Linked DNA regions of Homo sapiens: region 1 is linked to region 2. Evidence: chromatin contacts called from ENCODE Hi-C data. All regions are on one chromosome and are shown on one strand. The core of a region is the stretch at or near the end of the contact, and the rest is flanking DNA. Distances in the headings are between cores, read along the strand shown. Region 1 overlaps MAML2 (mastermind like transcriptional coactivator 2). Region 2 holds the start of ENDOD1 (endonuclease domain containing 1).

The links. Hi-C counts contacts between places; a loop is a spot of excess contacts on that map. Pooled maps may share reads with other maps.
Region 1: a loop to region 2 is called in a pooled map, with 4 times the contacts of the local background. The contact joins the enhancer-like site here to the promoter of ENDOD1 in region 2. A Hi-C loop is called at or near these places in 4 of 37 single-sample maps with no recorded cell type and 9 of 50 pooled maps.

What each region holds. Positions count from the first base shown.
Region 1 is chr11:96,193,978-96,199,212 of GRCh38, reverse strand. The region is part of intron 1 of MAML2 (mastermind like transcriptional coactivator 2); the gene reads left to right. Among named protein-coding and RNA genes, the nearest start is that of MIR1260B, 140 kb to the left of the region's middle. Within about 2 kb of position 1,297, at least 3 of the 41 ENCODE cell types and tissues checked have a DNase peak (open chromatin) inside an H3K27ac peak, as active enhancers do.
Region 2 is chr11:95,086,211-95,091,471 of GRCh38, reverse strand. ENDOD1 (endonuclease domain containing 1) reads right to left here and starts at 1,626. Exons shown (of 2, transcript NM_015036.3): 1 at 1,245-1,626. The coding sequence starts at 1,544. RefSeq lists a silencer at 1,375-1,804 and enhancers at 1,815-1,874, 1,945-2,224.

The sequences.
Region 1 (5,235 bases), core at 48-2,547, 1.1 Mb before region 2:
TTTTTTTTTTTTTTTTGAGACGGAGGCTTGCTCTGTTGCCCAGGCTGGAGTGCAGTGGCGCCATTTTGGCCCACTGCAAACTCTGCCTCCCAAGTTCAAGCAATTCTCCATCTCAGCCTCCTAAGTAGCTGGGATTACAGGCGCCCGCCAGCATGCCCGGCTAATTTTTTTGTATTTTTATTAGAGATGGGGTTTCAGCATCTTGGCCAGGCTGGTCTTGAACTCCTGACCTTGTGATCCGCCTGCCTCGGCCTCCCAAAGTGCTGGGATTACAGACGTGAGCCACCGCACCCAGCCAGGACTACCCCTCTCTTTAAGGACCCTTCCCAGAAGTCACACACGATACTTCCAGGTAAATCTTAGTCACTCTGTCACCCCTAGCTGCTAGAGTGGCTGGAAAATGTAGCCCTTATTTTGGGTGGTTATGTGACCAGCCAAAAGTAAGGGATGGTACGACTCATGAAGAAGGGAAGAAGGGATATTGTTCCTCCTTCCGGAACTTTGCCAGTGTTCTCACCTTTTCCCGGAAGCCTAATCATCTCTCCGTGGGCAGTGACAGACTCTCTACTCTGTCTGTTCACAGAATACCTGGGGTAGGTTTTTCAGTTTCAGGAGCCACACTACAAAATAGATACATGTGAACCAGTAAATTCAAGAGTAAATTACCAGAATGGTTGTGAGGACTGGGACCCTCCATCTACCCCCATGATGATTACAAAACTTGAATGGACCATATCATCTGAGGAACAAATGAGGGAACTGGTGATGTTTAGCTGGGAATTTCTGTATGCCTTTCTCAGAAAAGACATAGGGAGGACATATCTGACTCAGAATGTTTGACAAGCGATTCTGTGTGTTCCTAGCTGGTAGAATTAGAACATGCCCCAAATCAGTGAGCCTAACTTCAGGCAACACGTAAAGGAGCATTTTCTGTTTCTCACAGCAGTCCTGAGGTCCAATAAGCTATCTCTGGGGAAAGCAAACTCACTGTCATCAAAGGGATTGAAGCAGTGTCTTTAGGGTCAATTGATAGCCTTCTAACATGTCTTCCTGGCTCTAGTCTTAAGACCTATCCAGACCATTCTCCATATCCCCATTGGTGATCTTTTTAAATGCAAAAGAGAACATATCACTTCCCAGTTTAATCCTTTTCAATGGTTTTCCATTGTCTGCCAATCTCTCAGTTCCTCTTGACCTGGTGTTTACTTACTCATTGCAAGTTTCTAGATAAAATTTTCACTTCCTCAAATATGTCAAATCTCTCTCCTGTCCAGAACTTTGATTATGTTGTTCCCTCTTTTAGAACACTCTCCTCCATCCTTACTTTTACACTTCACCTGGCTGAGTCCTACACATCCAGAATCATTACTTCCCCTCTGAAGTCTTCACTTCTATCCCCTCAGAGGAGGGATTCTTATGACTTCTGGTACCTCCCTTGGCCCAGCACTTAATATAATTGCTGCAATTGCTTATTTAATGATGTGCCTGTTGAGCTAGACTGTAAGCTCCCAGTAGGTAGGGTCTGGTATCCTCACACACTGCACACTTCCTGGCACATAGTAGGTGACTGATCATAATGTTGAACATGGTAGAAGGTAATCAGGCATCAGCTGAAGGGAGATACAGGTTAAGGATGAGAGAGAAGCAATAAAGATACGAGAAATGAGAAATGGAAAACAAATAAGAGATTTTCTTTTGCCCTAGTCCCCCTTATATTTTTTCTGGAGTGGCAGGATTGAAGCATGTGAAACAATTGCTTCTCTGGCTACTTGGATTGCCTCCCAGCCCCCAAAGAGTCAGAGCAACTGTTACAGTGGAATTTGAAATACTAGCTATGTTAATGGAGGTCAGTATTACTAAGGCTGGATTTACAGCTACAAAAAAGTGACCCAGATTTATTTTCTATTACTCAAAATTAGTTATGTCGAAGGAGGAGCAAGGGGCTTCTTGGTCTATAGACTATTGCTAATGTGTCTCTGGACATAAATCTTCTTTGGTTTTCATTATCTATTCTGGAGAAAGCAATGGTGACTCTGAGTAAGTGGGGCAGCAATTCAGGTCTTTACCACACCACATGCAGCATTTGTACAGGAGTAGCTTTGGCCTCCCAGACCTTAGTGACCTGGGCAGGCCACCCATCTCTGCCTTTTCTTGGAGTGATTTTTACAGGCACAGAGTAAACTCCTGCCCTCAAATACCTACTGCCATTTGCTTCCTGATGCTTAACATTCCACATTTATAGAAAAGGCCTCAAATATAAGGACCACAATAATAACACGTGATTTAAATTCACATAGAGATGTACTGGCTCCTATTGAAAAAAAAAAAAAAAAGCCGAGGGTGGTTGGGGGAGAACCATTGGACTATAGAAGGTATAGGTGGGGAGAACAAAAAAAGAATGGTTTGAAACAGAAAAGACTATGAATTCTAAGCAGGCTGAAAAGATAGAGAATAAAATACATTTAATTTATAATTTTGCTTAGCCTTATTTACCCTAGACATTACAGACAGAAGTGATTTCTTGTTTAGGGTTTAAGGGGCAGCCGAGAAGTAATACAGACCTAAGGAGTGAACCTCCTGCTACCAGCATGGGGAGGGGGCATCCCCTGTTATTCACTAGAGCTACTGTGGTATTCTCCAGCCTGGTATTGCCCGTAAATGGGCAAGACACACAGCTTTGCATTTGCATTATTTCTGATTGACTTCAATGGTCAATCCCTGCATGTGATTTTTTTACACGTCTCCTTTTCTGTATCCACGGATCATCAGAAAGTCGATATCCAGGAAAACAAGATAGCATTTCCCCAAGAGGAGGGGTTTTATGTTCATGCAGCCCAAAACAGTGGTCACTTTGAAAAAGGTTTTTTAAGCCGAGTCCTTGTCTGAAGCTGACTGAAAATGACAAACCTTTCCTAAAATGAAAATCACCGAAGCAACTGGGATGAACTATTTATCTTCCTGATCACTGCAAGGAAACACACGAACAATGATCTCATTGTATCCTCCATTTTGATTTTTAAAGGCATGCATTCACTAATAATGTGTGTAGAAAACATTAATTAACAATAGTCACTTTTACTTACATTTACTCTCTAACAATGTAATTGTTAGTTTACTTTTTTAAATGTTCAGTTTCTTCATCTTTGTTGCAGATATGTATCTATGCAAGGAAATGATACATTTTAAAATGTATAGATAATCAGAGAGGTTTAATTCTCTTGACATATACAATAACAGTGTTTCAATTCTATAAACACAACCCACTGGTACTATTAACCTACTTGCTTTAGGGATTAAGGGAGAGAGAGAACATTAACTCTTTTGTGACTTACTGTAAATCAGCACGAGAGGAAAAAATGGTGGAACATGTCGTTTTTGCTACATGGATAGTAGTTTGGTAGTCACAGTATAATTTTCTCATAAACTGCTAATAGCCCATTTGCAAGTAAACAGATCTGGCCCTTGCCTTTTGACCAAGTCTAAAAGACTTTACAATTATATGCACACAGGTCGTCCATTCTATGGAGGTATAAGTCCTAGTTGGTTACCTGGTGCAAGTTTCACCTTGCTTCTTTTGGATCATAGTATATCATGCCTCACTCTTTTTCTGCTTTCTGCCTGTATGTTTCGTAGCAGAGATTGAGTCAATATTTTCTTGGTGAAACAGACACCCAGAAGGCACAGAGAATTTATATTTAGTTTTCTGAGTTTTTGAACTGATGAAAGAATCACATTTGTCTTCCTCTGTATTTTTCTGGATGGATGAAGAACTCTGCAATCCCTGGGTTCTTGATGGAAGTTCTTCCTCTGAGCTTTCCTCCTTCAGCCACTTATCCCCTTTGGGTGCTCTTGGGAAAATATTCTTACCCCACACTGAAGCTCCCCAGTACTATCAAGCAGTGAATTTAGGTGTTCCTGTAAACATGGGTAAAATCTAGGAGAGCACTGTGGCTTAATGTGTAGATTCATAGGGCTTTGCAGAGAGTGACACTGTTTTTCTTTTCTTTTCTTTTCTTTTTAATTTGAATGCATGAATATTCAGTAGGATGACTTGTGGTTCTATCAGAGGTCAAGTCAATAGGAGAAAGAAAGCCTATGACTGAGGTAAAATGTGAAGTAGAAAGACTTGGTTTATATAACTTAGATGTCTATACTGTTCAAAATGCTTAGCTCTTCTAATTTCATTTGCCCTCATAGACACAGTCAGAAAAACAAGTTCAAGATGTGAATATTTTTAATCTGTTTTCCAAGCATATGTATCAAAGAATGGTATCTATTGTCATTAAGAATTTTTAAGCCTTTCATTCTAAATATAAAGCCTCACCTATTTGACAGTGTTCCTTTAAATGTCAGAGAAGCTGGAGAGGTTGAGGGGCAGGGAGGGATCATGAATTGAACCTCAGAAGGATTTTAATGCTTTCCCTTCGGTGGTGCCTTTTCTTCCTGAGAATAAAGAAAGGGAAAGGAGCCAGTGGACTCAGCCCTATAGCAACATTTTTCCCCAAGGAATTTTGTATTTAGTTCTTGTGCCTTTGGCTAATAAAGAAGAGGCACATTTAGCTCCTGTGAACAAAAGAAGGCAACATTTCAAAATGTGGTTATTTTGCTTGTAGATTTTCTAGATTTTATCTCATCCAACTCAGGTTGTAAACTAAAGAGAATAAATTATTTAATCCAACAAATTTATTCTTTCCCTGCAGTAAACTGTTTTGCATAAAGGAGGCTTGTTTTTTGCTCAGACAAAATGAAACAGGAAATTATCTAGCAGATTCAAACAGAGGAGAGAGTCACTCTACAAAATTTGAGCCCCTAGCTACTTCCTTTTCCAAATTATCTGGAGAGTTCTCTAAACACTCACCTTTACTTTATTCATATGTAAGCTTCAACTATGTATACACAGTATTGCCAGTTCAGACACTGGGACTGAAGTGACCCATTAATTGAATAGCCCGACCTGTCTAGTTAATCACCACTTCCCACTCCCCAGACTGCCCACCCCAGCCTCCAGTTCAATTGACCATTTGTTTGCATGAATGTATTGAACTGACCACCTGGCCAGCTATTAGAGTCTCGGCCTTTCTTTTATTTCTGCAACTATAATTTTTTGTTTCTTATTTTGAGGCCAGTTCTAGATCGTTTACCATTTGACGGATAGGCCTATGCTTTGTCTCATTGAGTTCCACTTAGACAAACAGTAAGAAGGACATAAAAAGGATGCTTGGATCTTGATAGTAG
Region 2 (5,261 bases), core at 377-2,876:
GACAACGTCTTTTTCACATGCCTGATCTCGACAAGTGTTATCAACAGTTGAGGTAGGTGGAAGGATGTGAGGAAGATAAGAAAACTAGGTGCAGATTGTTTGAGACCTGGCCAAGACCTCAGAGCTAGAAATATCTGAATGAGATTACAACCCACAGGCTCTGAATAAAGCACCTGAAAGCCAGCCTCCTGTCCACTGGTGTGGTCCTGGGCAGCTGTGGCCGTCAGGAAAGGGAGAGCGTTGGGTCAGTTCTTCCCCCAGCAGCCTGGGCAGGGGTGGGAGGCTGGTGAGAGGGCAAAGGGGAGTCTGGCAGGGTGTTCTAGAGAGGAGGCCAACTGAGGAGAGGTATTAAGAGCAGGCCAGCAGGTTCGGAAGACTCTGAGGGCTTCTCAAGTGTTTGGTCACCTTTACCAGACGGGACAGAACACCATGAGAGGTGACACGATTTCCTAGTGGTATGATAATATAGATATGAGGAGTCAGGAAAAACTGGCTTATCTTTCCATCAGTTGGAGGTAGTCAATGTTTCCCTATCATTTTTAACTACCCCATTGCGTTTCTAAAAATCTGTATCTTTATTTCATTGTTCTAATTCAACACAACCGCAGATCGAATTTACTCAACGCCGTGGTAGAGGAAGGATTTTCAGGCTAGGATGAGCTCTGCAGAAGAGAAGCTTTACTTAGTAGAAAAGGCAGTGAATTTCTAGACAGAGACCTGCCCCATCTTACTAACTGGGTAGTCTTCCATATGTCTCTTCACCCCCTGGGTTTATCTCCTCTTCTGTAAAATGGGGATGAAAATGCCCACCTACCCACCTCCAAATGAGTGCTATGGCAATAAGTTGCACGAAGGCCTGTGAGCGCCCAGCCTAGGCTTTCTGCGGATCTGAACGGTCTCCAGGGTCTCTGTATCAAGCTCTTCACCATTCAGGAATGAAACACTGCGGATGTCTGCTCAGAAATGCAGGGAGAACCTCCTCCCACAGGGGACCTCCCGCCCTGCAGCTCATGAAGTGAAGGCTCGCAGATCGCCAGGCTCTTATTGTAGCTCGACAGGGGCGAGGCAGGCTAACTCCGGGGACGCAACAGGGTGGACCTGGAACCCGGGTTTCTTGGCCCAAGGCACCGAAGGCGTAGGGATTGCTGTTCCCGGCCCGCCCCTCGCGGTAGCTGCAACTGGGGGCATGTCCAGCGGCACGGTCTCCGGCGCCCGCAGCCCGGCTCGGGAACCACTTCGCTTACCTGCGGCTCCACCAGCCATCGCTGCTCGGCGCCGCCGGGCGCAGGGCGCGGGGCGCGGAACGCGGAGTACACGGGGATGCGGTCCCGGGTGCTGTAGAGGGTGGCGAAGCGCTCAGCACCCTCCGCGCGCTGACAGATCTTCACGTGGGAATCGGCCGCCAGCCCCGCAGGCGGGGTCCCGGCGTAGAAGAACTTGTCACATTCGCCAAAGCCGGCTTCCTCCTCGCCCACGAGCCGGCCTTCCAGCAGCCCAGCCAGGGCGAAGAGGCTGCCCAGCGCGAGCCAGCGCGCGGTGCCCATGGCGGCCTCTGCGAGCGCGGCGGGGCCGAGCGGCTGGGCTGCCGCGGCGCGAGCTCTGCAGGCTGGGCGGGGAGCGCACTACGCAGCCGAGCAGGGTAGGGAAGGGAAGTCGCAACCTAGGCGCGGCGCTCTGCGGAGCCGGGCGGGGCGGCCCGGGCGGCGGGGGCGGGTCCGCGTCGGGAGGCCGCGCCTCCCTCCCTGAAGATGGCTGCAGAGGCCCAGGGCCGCGCTCCGCGATGCTGACAACGTACCCTGGGCTGCGCCCGGGACTGGAGACGCGGGTCACCTGCCTCCGCGCCGCCTGGTCTCAGCAGTCCGGGGGACGCGCGCTACCAAGAGTGGAGAATCCGAGTGGGGCGGGCCTAGTCCCGGGGCTGGGAAGAGATAGTCGCATGGACTGGGCGCCAAGAAGCCTGCTGATCGCGCGCGCCCCACGGCCGCCCTGGTGATGCAGAGGGGTGGCGTGAGATGCTCGTGGAGCTGCGGCTGGTTCGGAGTGGATGGGCAGAGTTCCCCTCTGAAATTTCATGAAGATGCGTCTCCCACTCTCCACCGAAGTACTCAACGACCAGCACACGCATACAATTTTGATGGAGTTTTTTGTTTTTTGTTATGTTTTTTTAGCTCACCAGAAACTCAGAGAGTAAAGAAATACTGTTAAAGGAAGTTCCTAAACTAGGCAGACAGTATAACCCTGTGTGGTTTTCTTGGTGCAAGTGTTAGAAACAAAACCGATACCAAGCAAGGAAGGAGGCCAGCCAACGTCATTGGTCAACAGGTTGGCCAATTCTTTCCTTCATTTATCCCTCTGAATGCCTAGGTGCCAGCCTGAGATAGGCACTGGATTACCACAGGGGTAAACAAGAGCAGGGCTCCTGCGGTCACAAAGACAGCCTAGTGGGAAAGTTTGTCATTAACCGAGGAAACATGCTATTAAAGGGATAACTAAAAACTGAACACAGATCTGTGAGACCCTGACAGCTACAGGGGTTCAGGATGTAATCCGGGAAGGTTTGCCTGAAGAAGTGGCATCTGAGCTGAGACCTGGAGGATGACATTAACTAGGCAAGGAGGAAAACCATGTGCTAAGTGGTCTCCCACAGAAGGGAACATGATGTATTGGAGGAATTTAAGGAAGGCTAGTGTGGGTAAAGCGCGGAGAACCGCGTGGGGGATGATGGGAAGTGGGGCTAAAGGAGGAGGCAGGGGTCATATTACTCAGGTTATTATAGGCCAGAGGCCTTCAAACACTTTTTGAGAAGGCCCATAATGAGAAAAGTTTGATGAAATAATTCTTATGCTTATGATTGGCATTGCAATTTCATATTTCTGTTCTACTTCACTTTTTTAAAAAAGTGCTGGTGTTGACCCACTAAATTGTTTCTATGAGCCACTAATGGCTCATGACCTGCAGTTTGGAAAAAATATTGTAAATCATGTTGAGGATTTTCATCTTTTAAAGGTGGTGACTCGATTCTTTTTGCTATCAGGGAAGAGACTGGTAGATTGAAGTGGCACAGAATAAATGGGTGGCTCACACCTGTAACCCCAGCACTTTGGGAGGCTGAGGCAGGCGGATCACCTGAGGTCGGGAGTTTGAGACCAGCCTGGCCAACTTGGTGAAACCCGTCTCTACTAAAAACACAAAAAAATTAGCTGGGTGTGGTGGCGGGCACCTGTAATCCCAGCTGCTTGGGAGGCTGAGGCAGGAGAATCGCTTGAACCCAGGAGGCGGAGGTTGCAGTGAGCCAAAATTGTGCCACTGCATTCCAGCCTGGGCAACAGAGCCAGACTTTGTCTCAAAAAAGAAAAGGAAAAGAAAAGAAAAACACCCCATAATTGCCACAATCCAGATAAGAGATGGTAGCTTGGACCAGGATGGTAGGATGGTGGCAGCAGAGATAGGGTCAAGGCAGCTACCCAGGGCCAGGGCCTGTGCTCATCTTACGATGTCATCTGTTTCCCCAGTGTGCCACTACAGGGACTGAGACCAGAGCCTGTTGATTCTGGCCTAAGCTGGCACAGCCAGTGAGTCCTAAGACAGATTTGAAACAGGTCTCTCTGCTTCCCAAGCCTGGCCTTTTCTTTTAACTCACAGCGCATCTGTAAGGTGAGCCCATAAAGAAGGAAGCTCTTCAAGAGATTATACATTGGAACTTAAGAACAAATTTCTTACAGGTTTTAATTCCGGAAAATGTTGACTATGTTTGGTCCCAGAAATGAAACCAAAGTTTGTATCTTAGTTTTTTTAAAAAAAGGAGGGGACACATTTAGTGTGATGTCACAGAAGAGGCTAGACTTGAAGTCCCCTTTGATCTGGATGATGACCCTGATCATCTGGTACTAGTATCTCAGTCATCTCATCCTTGTAGGCTTCAATCAAGTCCTCCCACAGGGACAATGCTGCTCCTGGGATGCTGGGAGGATTATAGGTTTTACAGGATTTTAAAAATATTTACATTATTTTATAAGGTTGAATATAGGGTTCCCCAATGTTGACTTATGATGTCTACCATAAAGATATATAAACACAGTTGAACAACTAGAAATCCATCCCTCTCTTCTCTGAGTTCTTTAAACATTTATCTGTTATGATACTTATCATGGTAGAGTGTTAATAGTCCCTGTATCTGTCTTCTTTATTAAATCATGTGCTCCTAGGGACAAAGGTGGTTGGTGGATCCCAGTGGCTACCACAAAATCTGGAGTGATTAGATGCCAAATATGATTATGTTGTATTTTAACAAATGCAGAAAGTATAATACAATCATCATTGGCCTTTATGACTAAAGTATTTATAAGACTTTAATTCACTTTCTCAAAATTTCTTGATGCCTGCCCGCCACCTCTGATAAGCATAAATATCTCTGCCACTCAGTCCCTGTGGCAGACTTTAGTTTTTTCCCCAGCCCTCTATCAGTGACTGACACACATATAACACTGAACATTTGTACATCCCACAGCCAGGATGATTTTGTTTATTTTCTTTAGTTTATAGTACAAGACAATAGATTTTTCTTCCATGTGCTTGCCTTCCACAGATAAAATATTACTTTTGCAAATTACAAATGTTCTCACCCCAAGATTCTGGAACAACCTACAAGGTAGGAATGCCTTGATCTAATTAAAACATTTGCTAACTGCTGATTTTAGGGGAAAACTGTCTTTAGCAGCATCTGTATGTGTAAAACATGTAGGTCCATCAATAATTCACTGCTGTCTCTACATTTGGTCACTGACTCTCTTCTCACAGGGAAAGAGGTTTCAAACCAGATCCTCTTAGGTCTCTGCACTCAGACCCAGCCAAAGCTGGGTTCCATAGCCTTCAGCAAAGGCTTGAGGATGAAAAGTAATGGTTGATGTGGAATAAAACATTTGACATGCACTTCTGTGGCTTGGTTGGTTCTGTCCAAAGTTATTTAAAAATATGAGCCCAACTAGACACTTCTTTCCCCTGCCTCACTGCTCTGATGATAATTGCATCTCTACCATCACACCTTTGACCAAGCCATCCTCATTTGTCATGCCCAGTTTTTATCCCGTCATCCCTTCTAATCCACTCTCCAGCTGGGATGACTTCCTAACATAAATCTGATGATGTCACCCTACCCTTACAGCACTTAATCACTCTCCATTTACCTTGGGATGCAGCCTGACATACTAGCTGACTTCCATGACCCCAGAGACCTGGCCTTTCCCTCTCAGGCCTCATCTCTC